2 separate regions of the Homo sapiens genome follow, and region 1 is linked to region 2. A link is an interaction called in ENCODE POLR2A ChIA-PET data of the cell type or tissue named here. Cell type or tissue: Caco-2. All regions are shown on one strand. Each heading gives the region's core, and the rest is flanking DNA. Links, peaks and the distances in the headings are about the cores only.

What was found. Peaks named below come from ENCODE experiments on the same cell type or tissue, not always from the same donor. Only the 100,000 strongest peaks of a DNase experiment are listed, where the experiment ranks them.
Region 1: POLR2A ChIA-PET joins it to region 2 with 6 read pairs; 2 of 35 experiments call an interaction of 5 or more read pairs at or near these places.

The regions. Positions count from the first base shown.
Region 1 is chr17:61,694,046-61,699,955 of GRCh38, reverse strand. The region is part of intron 17 of BRIP1 (BRCA1 interacting DNA helicase 1); the gene reads left to right. Among named protein-coding and RNA genes, the nearest start is that of NACA2, 110 kb to the right of the region's middle. In Caco-2, for the core only: no CTCF peak of the experiment used is centred there; no DNase peak of the experiment used is centred there.
Region 2 is chr17:62,167,620-62,173,529 of GRCh38, reverse strand. No RefSeq gene overlaps it. Among named protein-coding and RNA genes, the nearest start is that of MED13, 110 kb to the right of the region's middle. In Caco-2, for the core only: no CTCF peak of the experiment used is centred there; a DNase peak (open chromatin) is centred at 2,975.

The DNA.
Region 1 (5,910 bases), core at 570-5,569, 470 kb after region 2:
TACACAGGACACACTTCCCCGAGCAATGAGTTGTGGCAACATGTGTCAAATATTTCCAATCAGAGGAACTCATTAGCACCCAGGGATTTTACTGGGGCTGGTCATATAGGCAGCCTCTGCCTAGCAGTTTCCAGAAGACTAGACTCTCAAAAGGAGAATGAGTATTCAGCATTAATATATTGTTTACTCAAACAGTTCAGGCACAGTGAGACACTCTTATCAGTCAATCACAGGTACCCTCCTGAATCTAAGTTTTCATTCATCAGCCCAGGAACACCTTTAAACAGACCTTTCTAGGGGTAAACAATCCAACCTACAATGTTAATTCTTCTGCACCAGCATACAATGTTTAAAGATATAATTTATATGACAATAACAACCCAAAGGTGACAGATGAGGGAACAGAAGGACCATTTTTTTGTACTATTGAAATTAAGTTGGCAATTTTCCTGACTAGTTTATTACTGGTTGATATGTTTATTATACTCTTCAACCACTAATAAAAATAAGAAAATATAGTAATGTAAATGACAAGAGAATTAAAATTATATACTGGAAAGTGTCTATTGGAGAAAATGGAAAGTAATGGAAAGACAGAAGAACAAAATACGTAAGGCATATAGAAAGCAAATAGCAAAGTGAGTATTTTACAAAATAGCTGAGTAAATCCTACCTTATCAGTAATTACATTAAATGTAAATGGATTAAATACTCCAATCTAAAGGCAAAGTTTGGCTGAATGGATTGAAAACAATGTGATATATGCTGTCTGCAAGAGAAACACTAGTTTAAAAAACACAAATAGGTTGAAAATAAAATGATGGGAAAAGACATACCATGCAAATAGTAAACAAAAGAGAGCTGGTTTGGTTATACTAATATCAGATAAAATAGACCCTTAAGACAAAAAAAAGTTAATAGAAACAATTAACATTTTATAATGATAAAAGTGCCATTCTGCCTGCAATCCCAGCACTTTGGGAGGCTGAGGTGGGCAGATCGCTTGAGCTTAGGAGTTCAAGACTAGCCTAGGTAACATGATGAAACCCTGTCTCTACTAAAAGTACAAAAAAATTAGCCAGGTGTAGTGGCATGTGCCTATAATCCCAGCTATTCAGGAGACTGATGTGGGAGAATCACCTGAGCCCAGGAAGTTGAGGCTGCAGTAAGCCATGACCTCACTACTTCACTCCAGCCTGGGCAACTGGAGTAAGACCCTGTCTCAAAAAAAAATAAAAATAAAAAATAAAAAAAAATAACAAGTCTAAATATGCAATTATAAACATACAAAGTTAACAAAAAGGCCCCAAAACACATCTAGCAAAAAGCATCAGAAATCAATAATTTAGTAATACTTGGAGACTTCCATACCCTGCTCAATAATGGGTAGAACAACTAGAAGGAAAATCAACAGAAAATAAAAGCCTTGAACAAAACTACAAACCAACAACTACAAACAAACCTAACAGACATCTGTAGCACACTTCACCCAACAACAGGAAAATACGCATTCTGCTCAAGTGAACATGGCATGTTCTTCAGGATAGGCCATCCGTTCATCCATAAAATATAAGGTTCCATAAATGTTAAGAGGTTGAAATCATTACAAGTATTATTTCTGACTACAATGAAATAAACCAGAAATCAATAATGGGAGGAAAAATGGAAAACTCACAAATACATGGAAATTCAATGATATACTTTTAAACAACCAGTGGGTCAAAGAAGAAATCAGAAGAAAAATTGAAAAATACATTGTGATAAATGAAAATGGAAACAATGTCCCAAAATTTTGGGGACACAGTGAAAGTACTACTCCCAGGGAAACTTAAAAAAGCTGTAAACATCTAGGCCAGGCACGGTGGCTCACGTGTGTAATCCTAGCACTTTGGGAGGCCAACACGGGCAGATTACCTGAGGTCAGGAGTTCGAGACCAGCCTGGCCAACATGGTGAAACCCCGTCTCTACTAAAAATACAAAAATTAGCCAGGTGTGGTAGTACATGCCTGTAATCCCAGCTACTTGGGAGGCTGAGGCAGGAGAACTGCTTGAGCCCAGGGGGCGGAGGTTTCAGTGAGCTGAGATCATGCCACTGCACTCCATCCTGGCTGACAGAGCGAGACTCTGTCTAAAAAAAAAAAATACTGTAAACATCTGTATTTTAAAAGAATAAACATCTGGAATCAATAATCTAACCTTCCTCCTTAAGGAATTAGGAAAAAAAAAAGAGCAAACTAAACCCAAAGCGAGGCAATTAAAGGAAATACTAGAAATGAAAAAGGAAATAAATGAAATAGAGAATTCAAAGAACAGTAGAGAATAACCAAGGTAACAAAAGTTGATTTGTTGAAAAGATCAACAAAATTGACAGACCTGTACCAAGACTGACCAAAGAAAATACAGAGAAGTTCTAATTCACTAAAATTAGAAATGAAAGAGGGGATGTTACTACCTTACAGAAATACAAAGGATTATAAGAGAATACCTTCAAAAATTGTGTGATGACAAATAACTTAGATTAAATGGACAAATTCATAGATAGACACAAAATACTGAGAATATATCAAGAAGAAATAGAATATCTTTTTTTTTTTTTTTTTTTTTTTTTTTTTTTTTTTGAGACAGAGTCTCACACTGTTGCCTGGGCTGGAGTGCAATGGCATGATCTCGGCTCACTGCAACCTCTGCCTCCCAGGTTCAAGCAATTCTCCTGTCTCAGCCTCCTGAGTAGCTAGGATTACAGGTGCCTGCCACCATGCCCGGCTGCATTTTTAGAAGAGACGGGGTTTCACTATGTTGGCCAGGCTGATCTTGAACTCCTGACCTCGTGATCCACCTCCCAAACTGCTGGGATTACAGGTGTGAGCCACTGCGACCAGCTGAAATAGAATATCTGAATAGATGTATAACAAGTAAAGATAGAATTTGTCATCAAAACACTTCCCCCCCCCTTTTTTTTTTTTTTTTTTGAGACAGAGTCTCTATCTGTTGCCCAGGCTGGAGTACAGCGGCGCAATCTCAGCTTACTGCAAGCTCCACCTCCCAGGTTCACGCCATTCTCCTGCCTCAGCCTCCCGAGTAGCTGGGGACTACAGGTGCCCGCCACCACACCCGGCTAATTTTTTGTATATTTAGTAGAGACAGGGTTTCACCGTGTTAGCCAGGATGGTATCGATCTCCTGATCTCGTGATCTGCCCACCTTGGCCTCCCAAAGTGCTGGGATTACAGGCATGAGCCACCACGCCTGGCCTTTTTTTTTTTTTTTTTGTGAGACAAAGTCTCACTCTGTCACTCAGGCTGGAATGCAGTGGCGTGATCTCAGCTCACTGCAACCTCTACCTCCCAGGTTCAAGTGATTCTTCTGCCTCAGCCTCATGATCAAATGGCTTCACTGGTGAATTCTACCAAAAATTTACAGAAGAATTTGCATTAATCTTTCATTAACTCTAGCAAAAAATGGGAGAGAAATATTTACCAACTCATTCTATGTGGCCAGTATTACCTGATACTAAAACAAGTAAAATACATTACGAGAAAAGAAGATTGTACAGCAATATTTCATATGACTATAGAAATAAAAGCCATTGACAGAATCAGCAACATACTAAAAGGATTATACACCATGACCAAGTAAGATTGATCCCAGCAATCCAAGACTGGTTCAACATGCTTTATAAAATCAATTAATGTAATACACCATATTAAAAGAAGACTAAAACCACACGATCTTCTCAAGATGCAAAAAAAAAAAAAAAGCATAAAACAGTATTCAACACATTTTCATGATGAAAATACTCAACAAAGTGGGAATATAAGGTTACTTACTTAGCTTTAATGAGGTCATCTATTAAAAGCTCACAGCTAACATCATACTTAATCTTAAAAGACTGAAATGTTTTTCCTAAGTTCAAGATCACGACAGTGATTTTCACTCTTACCACTTCTATTCAATATTGTATTGGAGGTTCTAACCAGGGCAGTGAGACAAGAAGAAGAAAGAAAGGTATACAGATTGGAAAGGAGGAAGCAGAACTATTTTTATTTGCAAATGATATATTACATTCTAAGAAAATTCTAAGAAATCCATTTTTAAAATAACAGAACTGATAGGTTCAGCAAGGTTTCAGGTTACAAGACCAATATTAAAAAATCAATGACATTTTTATTCACTAGCAGCCAAAAATCTAAAAATGAACTTAAAAAATACCATTTAAAATAACATCAGAAAGAAGAAAATACTTAGAAATATACTTAACTAAGGAGATGAAAGATCTGTATACTGAAAACTGCAAGACATTATTGAAAGAAAATTCTAAATAAATGGAAAGAATCCCACGTTCATGGATTAGAAGACTTATCATTAGGATATCAACACTCCCCTATATTGATATAGAGGTTAAATACAATACTAATCAAAATCCCAGCTGACTTTCTGGCAGGAATTGAGAAGCTGATTCTAAAATTATTATGGAAAAGCAAGGAACCCAGAATAGTCAAAACAATCTTGAAAAAGAAGAACATACTAGGAGAACAAACAGTTTTCTATTTCAAACTTACTACAAAGCTACAATAATCAAGACTATGTTGTACTGGCATAAAGACAGATGTATAGATCAATGGGTAGAATTGAGGGTCCATAAACAAATTCATACATCTACAGTGAACTGGTTTTTGACAAGAGTGCCAAGACAACTCAAAGAAAGAATAGTCTTTTCAACAGATGGTGTTGGGACAACTGGATATCTGTGCAAATAATGAAATTAGACTCCTACCTCACACCATATACAAAAGTTAACTCAAAGTGGATCAAAGACAGAAAAAGGCAAAAACAGAGGTATAAATTTTCTTGACCTTGTATTAGGCAATAGTTTCTTAGATCTGCTATCAGAAGCACAAGCAACCAAAGAAAAAGCAGATAAATTGGACTTTGTTACAGTTCAAATTTTTATTCTTCAAAGGACAGTATCAAGAAATGGAAAAGACAACTCACATATGGAGAAAATATTTGTAAATCATGTGTAGCAGGATCTAGTATCCAGAATATATAAAGAACTCTTACAACTTAATAATAAAAAGACAAAATGGGCCATTAAAAATGGACCAATAATTTGAACAGACTTCTCCAAAAAAGGATACACAAATGGCCAGTAAGCACGTAAAAAATGATGTTCAACATCATTGGTTGTTAGGGAAATGCAAATCAAAGCCATAATGAAATATTATTTCACACTTTCTAGGGTAGATATATTTTTAGAAGGGTATACAATAACAAATGATGGTGAGGATGTGGAGATTTTGGAACCCTTGTACGTAGGTGGTGGGAATGTAAAATGTGCAGCTGCTTTGGAAAACAGTATGGCAGTGTTTGAAAAAGTTAAACATAGAATTACTATATGACTCCCCAATTCCACTTCTAGGTGTATGCCCAAGAGAATAAAAAACATGTATTCATATAAAAACTTGTACCCAAATGTTTAATAGCAGCATTATTCATACTAGCCAAAAAGTGGAAACATTAACTTATAAATGAAGTACTGAGAAATGATACAATATGAGTGAATCTTGAAAACATCATGTTCAGTGAAATATGCCAGATACAAAATGCTACATATTGTCTGATTCCCGTTAAATGAAATGTCCAGAATTGGCAACTCTCTAAGGACAGAAAGATTAGTGGTTGCCAGAGGTAATGGGGAATAATTGGGATAATTTGGAGTAACAATTAGTGGGCACAGGGTTTCTTTTTGGGGTGGTGAAAATGTTCTGGGATAGATAAGTGGTATAGGTTATACAGCCTTGTAAATATACCACAAACCATTGCATTGTGCACTTTAAAATTGTTTAATAATTATTAAAAAGTATGTTTTTATTTTTAATGTGTTTTTTTAAACTAGCAAATTGAATCCAA
Region 2 (5,910 bases), core at 478-5,477:
AAGCCAAGATTGATGACACATAAAATTGAATGAAAAGCTTCCAGGTTAATGATGGCAGATCAGTTGGGCTTGATGTACCTTCCCTTAATTTCTTTTGAAAAATGCCTGAAGAAGCCTGGGCGGGTTGGCTCACGCCTGTAATCCCAGCACTTTGGGAGGCTGAGGCGGGCGGATCATATGAGGTCAGGAGTTCGAGACCAGCCTCAACATGGAGAAACCCCGTCTCTACTGAAAATACAAAAAATTAGCCGGACGTGGTGGTGCATGCCTGTAATCCCAACTACTCAGGAGGCTGAGGCAGGAGAATTGCTTGAACCTGGGAGGCGGAGGTCGGTGAGCCGAGATCGTGCCATTGCACTCCAGCCTGGGCAACAACAGCGAAACTCTGTCTCAAAAAAAAAAAAAAATCCTAAAGAAACAAAAAAAAATTGTAAAGATATACACACAAAAAAACAAATCGGCATTGATACTGCAAATTGAAAAATGAAGACTACATGCCAAAATTTTAGGTTCTTTTTCCGGATTGCATCATGATTTGGTTGGACTGAGAAACTCCCAATGATTCTCTTTTGAACCTGTGTCCAAGAATAGAGGAAATATTGACTCATCCTCGCCATCTTACCCGTTATCTTCCTTTACCCCAAGAGGAAGAGGCTGTACTGGCCAGAAAAGCAGAAAGTTATCTCCCAAACACAGAATGACCCTTCTCTAGGGTGACTATTAGGATGGGGGGTGCTGGGGAAGTTGTAGGGGGAAAGAAATGGTCAAAGAGGACATTAGCCATAATTCTTTTGTTTGTTTGTTTTTTGAGATGGGAGTCTCGTTCTGTCGCCTAGGCTGGAGTGCAGTAGCGTGATCTCAGCTCACTGCAACCTTCACCTCCCAGGTTTAAGCGATCCTCCTGCCTCAGCCTCCCAAGTAGCTGGGACTACAAGCGCGTACCACCACAGCCAGCCAATTTTTGTATTTTTAGTAGAAATGGGGTTTCACCCTATTGGCCACAAACTCCTGACCTTGTGATCTGCGTGCCTCAGCCTTCCAAAGTGTTGGGATTATAGGTGTGAGCCACTGTGCCGGGCCCATTAGCCATAATTCTAATGCTTACTTTTTTACGATGAGAATGTATTTCAATGTTGCTTTAAAAATTATTTTATTTTTTGAGACAGGATCTCACTGTGTCACCAAAGCTGGAGTGCAGTGGTGTGATCATGGCTCATTGTAACCTTGCACTCCTGGGCTCAAGTGATCCTCCTGCCTCAGTGTCACAAGTAGCTGGGACTACAGGTGTGTGCCACCATACCCAACTAATTTTTTTTTTTTTTGAGGCAGGGTCTCACTGTGTTGACCAGGCTGGAGTGCAGTGGCATGATAAAGGCTCAATGCAGCCTCAAACTCCTGAGTTCAAATGATCCTCCCACTTCAGCCTCCCATAGTATTGAGATTACAGGTGTGAGCCACTACGCCCGGCGGACATTACTCATTTAATTAAAGATATCATTGGGAAAAACAAAGCTCACAAGTACCTGTGTAGACTTTACTACATTTTTCCACTAACCTTTAGCTTTATTGATCACTTAATAATCTTTGCCCGGGTTTCTTGCCATGCTAGAATGGAATACTCTTTTGTAACTCATCTTAAATCCTTGTCTTAGAGTAATGTCCATCTAAGGTTCACGTAGAACTTCAAGATATTTTCATATAGGACTTCAAAGTTCAGGACTTCAAGGTATTTTGCCACCAAAATCTCTGCTCTGGCGTCCCCTGTCACAGCTACTGCCCATGAGGTGACCCTGTCTGTGCCACGTAATAGGGTGTCCTGCCTCAGGTTTCACTTCTTGTTTCTCCCTTCCTTCCTCACAGCTGACACAACAGGAGAGCTCTTTCTGGTCCTCTCCTGGGTATCTCCACACAAGCAGTGCCTGAGGGAAAGGCAGCACTTCAGACAAGCATCCAGCTACCCAGCTACTGGCTCTCACACTGCATAAAATCACCCCATTAGGCCAGGAGCAGTGGCTCACACCTATAATCCCACCACTTTGGGAGGCCAAGGTGGGTGGATCACCTGAGGTCAGGAGCTCGAGACCAGCCTGACCAGCATGGAGAAACCCCATCTCAATTGAAACCAGGAGGCAGAGGTTGTAGTGAGCCAAGATCACGCCATTGCACTCTAGCCTGGGCAGCAAGAGCGAAACTCCATCTCAAAAAAAAAAAAAAAATCACCCCATTAGTCATCAGGAATCTGCCTCTGAGACAGCAAGTTACAAAATCCCCATTTAAACCAGAAACTGTTTTCTTTTTTTTTCTTTTTTTTCTTTTTTGAGACTGAATCTCGCTCTGTCGTCCAGGCTGGAGTGCAGTGGCATGATCTCGGCTCACTGCAATCTCCGCCTCCCGGGTTCAAGCAATTCTCCTGCCTCAGCCTCCTGAGTAGCTGGGACTACAGGCGCACACTGCCATGCCCGGCTAATTTTTTGTATTTTAGTAGAGACAGTGTTTCACCGGGTTGCCCAGGCTGGTCGTGAACTCCTGAGCTCAGGCAATCCACCCGCCTCGGCCTCCCAAAGTGCTGGGATTACAGGCTTGAGCCACCGTGCCCGGCCCAGAAACTCTTTTCTAAAAGGGCCAACATCTCTAGCAGAATAAATATTATCTATAAGCCCAAAACAGGATTTCAGAACAGAATCATATGATGTATTTTTATTACCGCTAAGACGAAAACAAAAAGAGATGGGTTTAGATTTGATAAAAGGAGGAAACTTCTCAAAATATAGATTTTATATATTAAAACAGCTTACTAGAGATTGCCTTCTTTGGGGATCTTTAAACATAGGATAGACAATCGTTCTCTTGAACGATCTGGCTGCAGACCTGCTTGGAAGCCAGAACCAAAATAAATGCTTTTCTGAGGTCCCCTCTGGTTTGTCTAATCTACAACTTGTGACAACCCTTGTCCCCACCCACAGCCTTTATCCCAGGTCATCATGACACGGCAGAGACGTGGCAGTTGATGGGGAAGTGAATGATGCTGGTGACATTTGGGATGACTTTACCATGGGAATTGTGAAGAAATGATTACAGTGCTTTGTCAGTCCACCAACTGAGCAGTTAATGAAAGCAGGCAGCATAGTACAGTCCTCCAGTTATTTCTAAAATTTTGATTAATTGGTCGATCCATTCTTGAACAAACTAAGGAAAATAGTTACCCCACCCCCGAAGAAATAGAGTGAAGCTGTAATTCCAGTCTGAAGGTGATATTGATCAGAAAACAACAAAGATGTTCTTTTCTTCACACTCCTGCATGATGTCCAACTCTTATTCAAAGTCTAATACTGTGACATTTTTTCAAAGTCTTTTTGCCTATGGTATACGTATATTGGAAATTCCATGGGATACATGTGACCACCATAAATCTCATGACATGAATCAGTTTTGCAAGAAATATACCTTTTTCCATTTTTCCAAGACTTAATTTCTCTTTTGCACTCGAAGAGTGTCATTCTGCTACGTGGCAGATATCAAATATTAGTCAGTTTAGGGTTCCCACTGCTCTTTTCCTCTGAGATCTGGGGACTTACCTAGTGGCACAGCATCAGGGTGGGGACAGGTAGTGTCTTGCCGTTGTTCATCAGACCATGCTGGCATCTGCCAACATGTACCACGTCCTATCTGATTCTTCTGTCTTTGGCCCAGGTGGCTATTTTTATTTTATTTTATTATTTATTTATATTTATTTAGTTAGTTATCTCTGAGACAGAGTCTCACTCTGTCACCCAGGCTGGAGTGCAGTGGTGCAGTCTCAGTTCACTGCAATCTCCACCTCCCAGATTCAAGTGATTCTCCTGCCTCAGCCTCCCAAGTAGCTGGGATTACAGGTGTGTGCCACCACGTCCAGCTAATTTTTGTATTTTTAGTAGAGACTGAGTTTCACCATGTTGGCCAGGCTGGTCTTGAACTCCTGGCCTCAAGTGATCCACCTGCCTTGGCCTCCCAAAGTGCTGGAATTACAGGCGTGAGCCACCACACCTGGCCTATTTTATTTTATTTTTATCCTCCTGCCTCAGCCTCCCAAGTACTTTTTTTGGCCTCTTCTAACTGCAAAGCCTCTCTTGATACACTCTTTTTCCCTACTTTCATGGTTCCCTCATCATTCCTGGACTGCAGAAAACTAGGTGGGGTGCATAAGTTCTTGCTCCAGGTCTGTGTTACTCTCAGGTGTGTGGAAAATGTTTTGCTTCAGCTGGGCACGGTGGCTCACACTTGTAGTCCCAGCACTTTGGGAGGCCGAGATGAGTGGATCACCTGAGGTCAGGAGTTTGAGACCAGCCTGACCAATATGACGAAACCCTGTCTCTAATTAAAAAAAAAATACAAAAATTAACCGGGTGTGGTGGCATGCACCTGTAATCCCAGCTACTCAGGAGGCTGAGGCAGAAGAATCGCTTGAACCCGGGAGGCAGAGGTTGCAGTGAGCTGAGATCGTGCCACTGCATTCCACCCTGGGCAACATAGTGAGACTCTGTCTCAAAAAAAAAAAAAAAAAATGTTTTGCTTCTCCCTGAACCACGCTGATGCCCAGGGGGCTGCTTGGAGGCTGCCTCTGTCTCACCTGCTGAGGTGCACAACCCAGATATTCCTTCTGTGTCCTCACCATGGTGGGTGAGAGGACTGTGGCATGTTGAAACCTGCCTGGGCTCTATTCTGGTTCTGGGAATGCATCACAGCTTCCCTCTACCTTGGTTTCTTCATGCCTGTTGGGTATGAGAGGAAGCTGGGGAAAGCCTTTTTTTTTTTTTTTTTTTTTTTTTTGAGACAGAGTATCACTCTGTCACCCAGGCTGGAGGGCAGTGGCACAATCTCAGCTCACTGCAACCTCTGCCTCCTGAGTTCAAGCGAATCTCCTGCCTCAGCCTCCCGAGTAGCTGGGATTACAGGTGCGAGCCACCGTGCCCGGCTTTTTTTTTTTTTTTTTTTTTAATAGAGACAGGTTTTACCATGTTGGCCAGGCTGGTCTTGAACTCCTGACTTAACCTCAGGTGATCCACTCACCTTGGCCTCCCAAAGTGCTGGGATTACAGTCATGAGCCACCGTGCCCAGCCTGAGGAAGTTCCCTGACCCTTTCTTAGGAACCTACTGCTATCTAAACCTTCTTTCCTTCTGATTCTCTCTCTCCATTCCTCCAGCCCAAGTAAACTTTATCTAGTTTCAGAGGTGGCGCTTAGCAATATTCTAAATTGTTCATGCTCTGAGATCTTCAGGATTTGGCTCATACTCAAAAATCCTTTTCTGCTGTAGCAACCCTTTCTCAAGGTAATTAATGTCTCATTGTATAGCTTTCAAGGGGGTATAAAGGAACTACCAGGAATTAGAAACATATCTGTTAATATATCAAAATATGGTGCCAGTACACTGCTGCAAAGGAAATTTAATGATGAGAGGCAGTGAGAATTGGGAGATTTCTTTTTTGTTTTTCTTGAGACAGAGTCTCACTCAGTTGCCCAGGCTGGAGTGCAATGGTGCGATCTTGGCTCATTGCAACTGCTGCCTCCCAGGTTCAAGGGATTCTCTTGCCTCAGCCTCCCCAGTAGCTGGGACTACAGGCACGCACCACCACACCCAGTTAATTTTTTTGTATTTTTATTAGAGATGAGGTTTTGCCATGTTGACCAGGCTGGTTTGAACTCCTGACCTCAGTTGATCCACCCGCCTTGGCCTCCCAAACAGCTGGGATTACAGGTGTGAGCCACTGCACTTGGCCGAGAATTGGGAGATTTCAGAATGAGGGGAGATGCAGAGCACCCCTTCTCACTCTCAGGGGCAGTGTGTAGCAAGCATCCAGCCCTTTCTTGTGGTTCAGCATGATTTTAGCTCTTAATGCACCCTCAAGCAAGTGTCTATTACTACAGGCATCT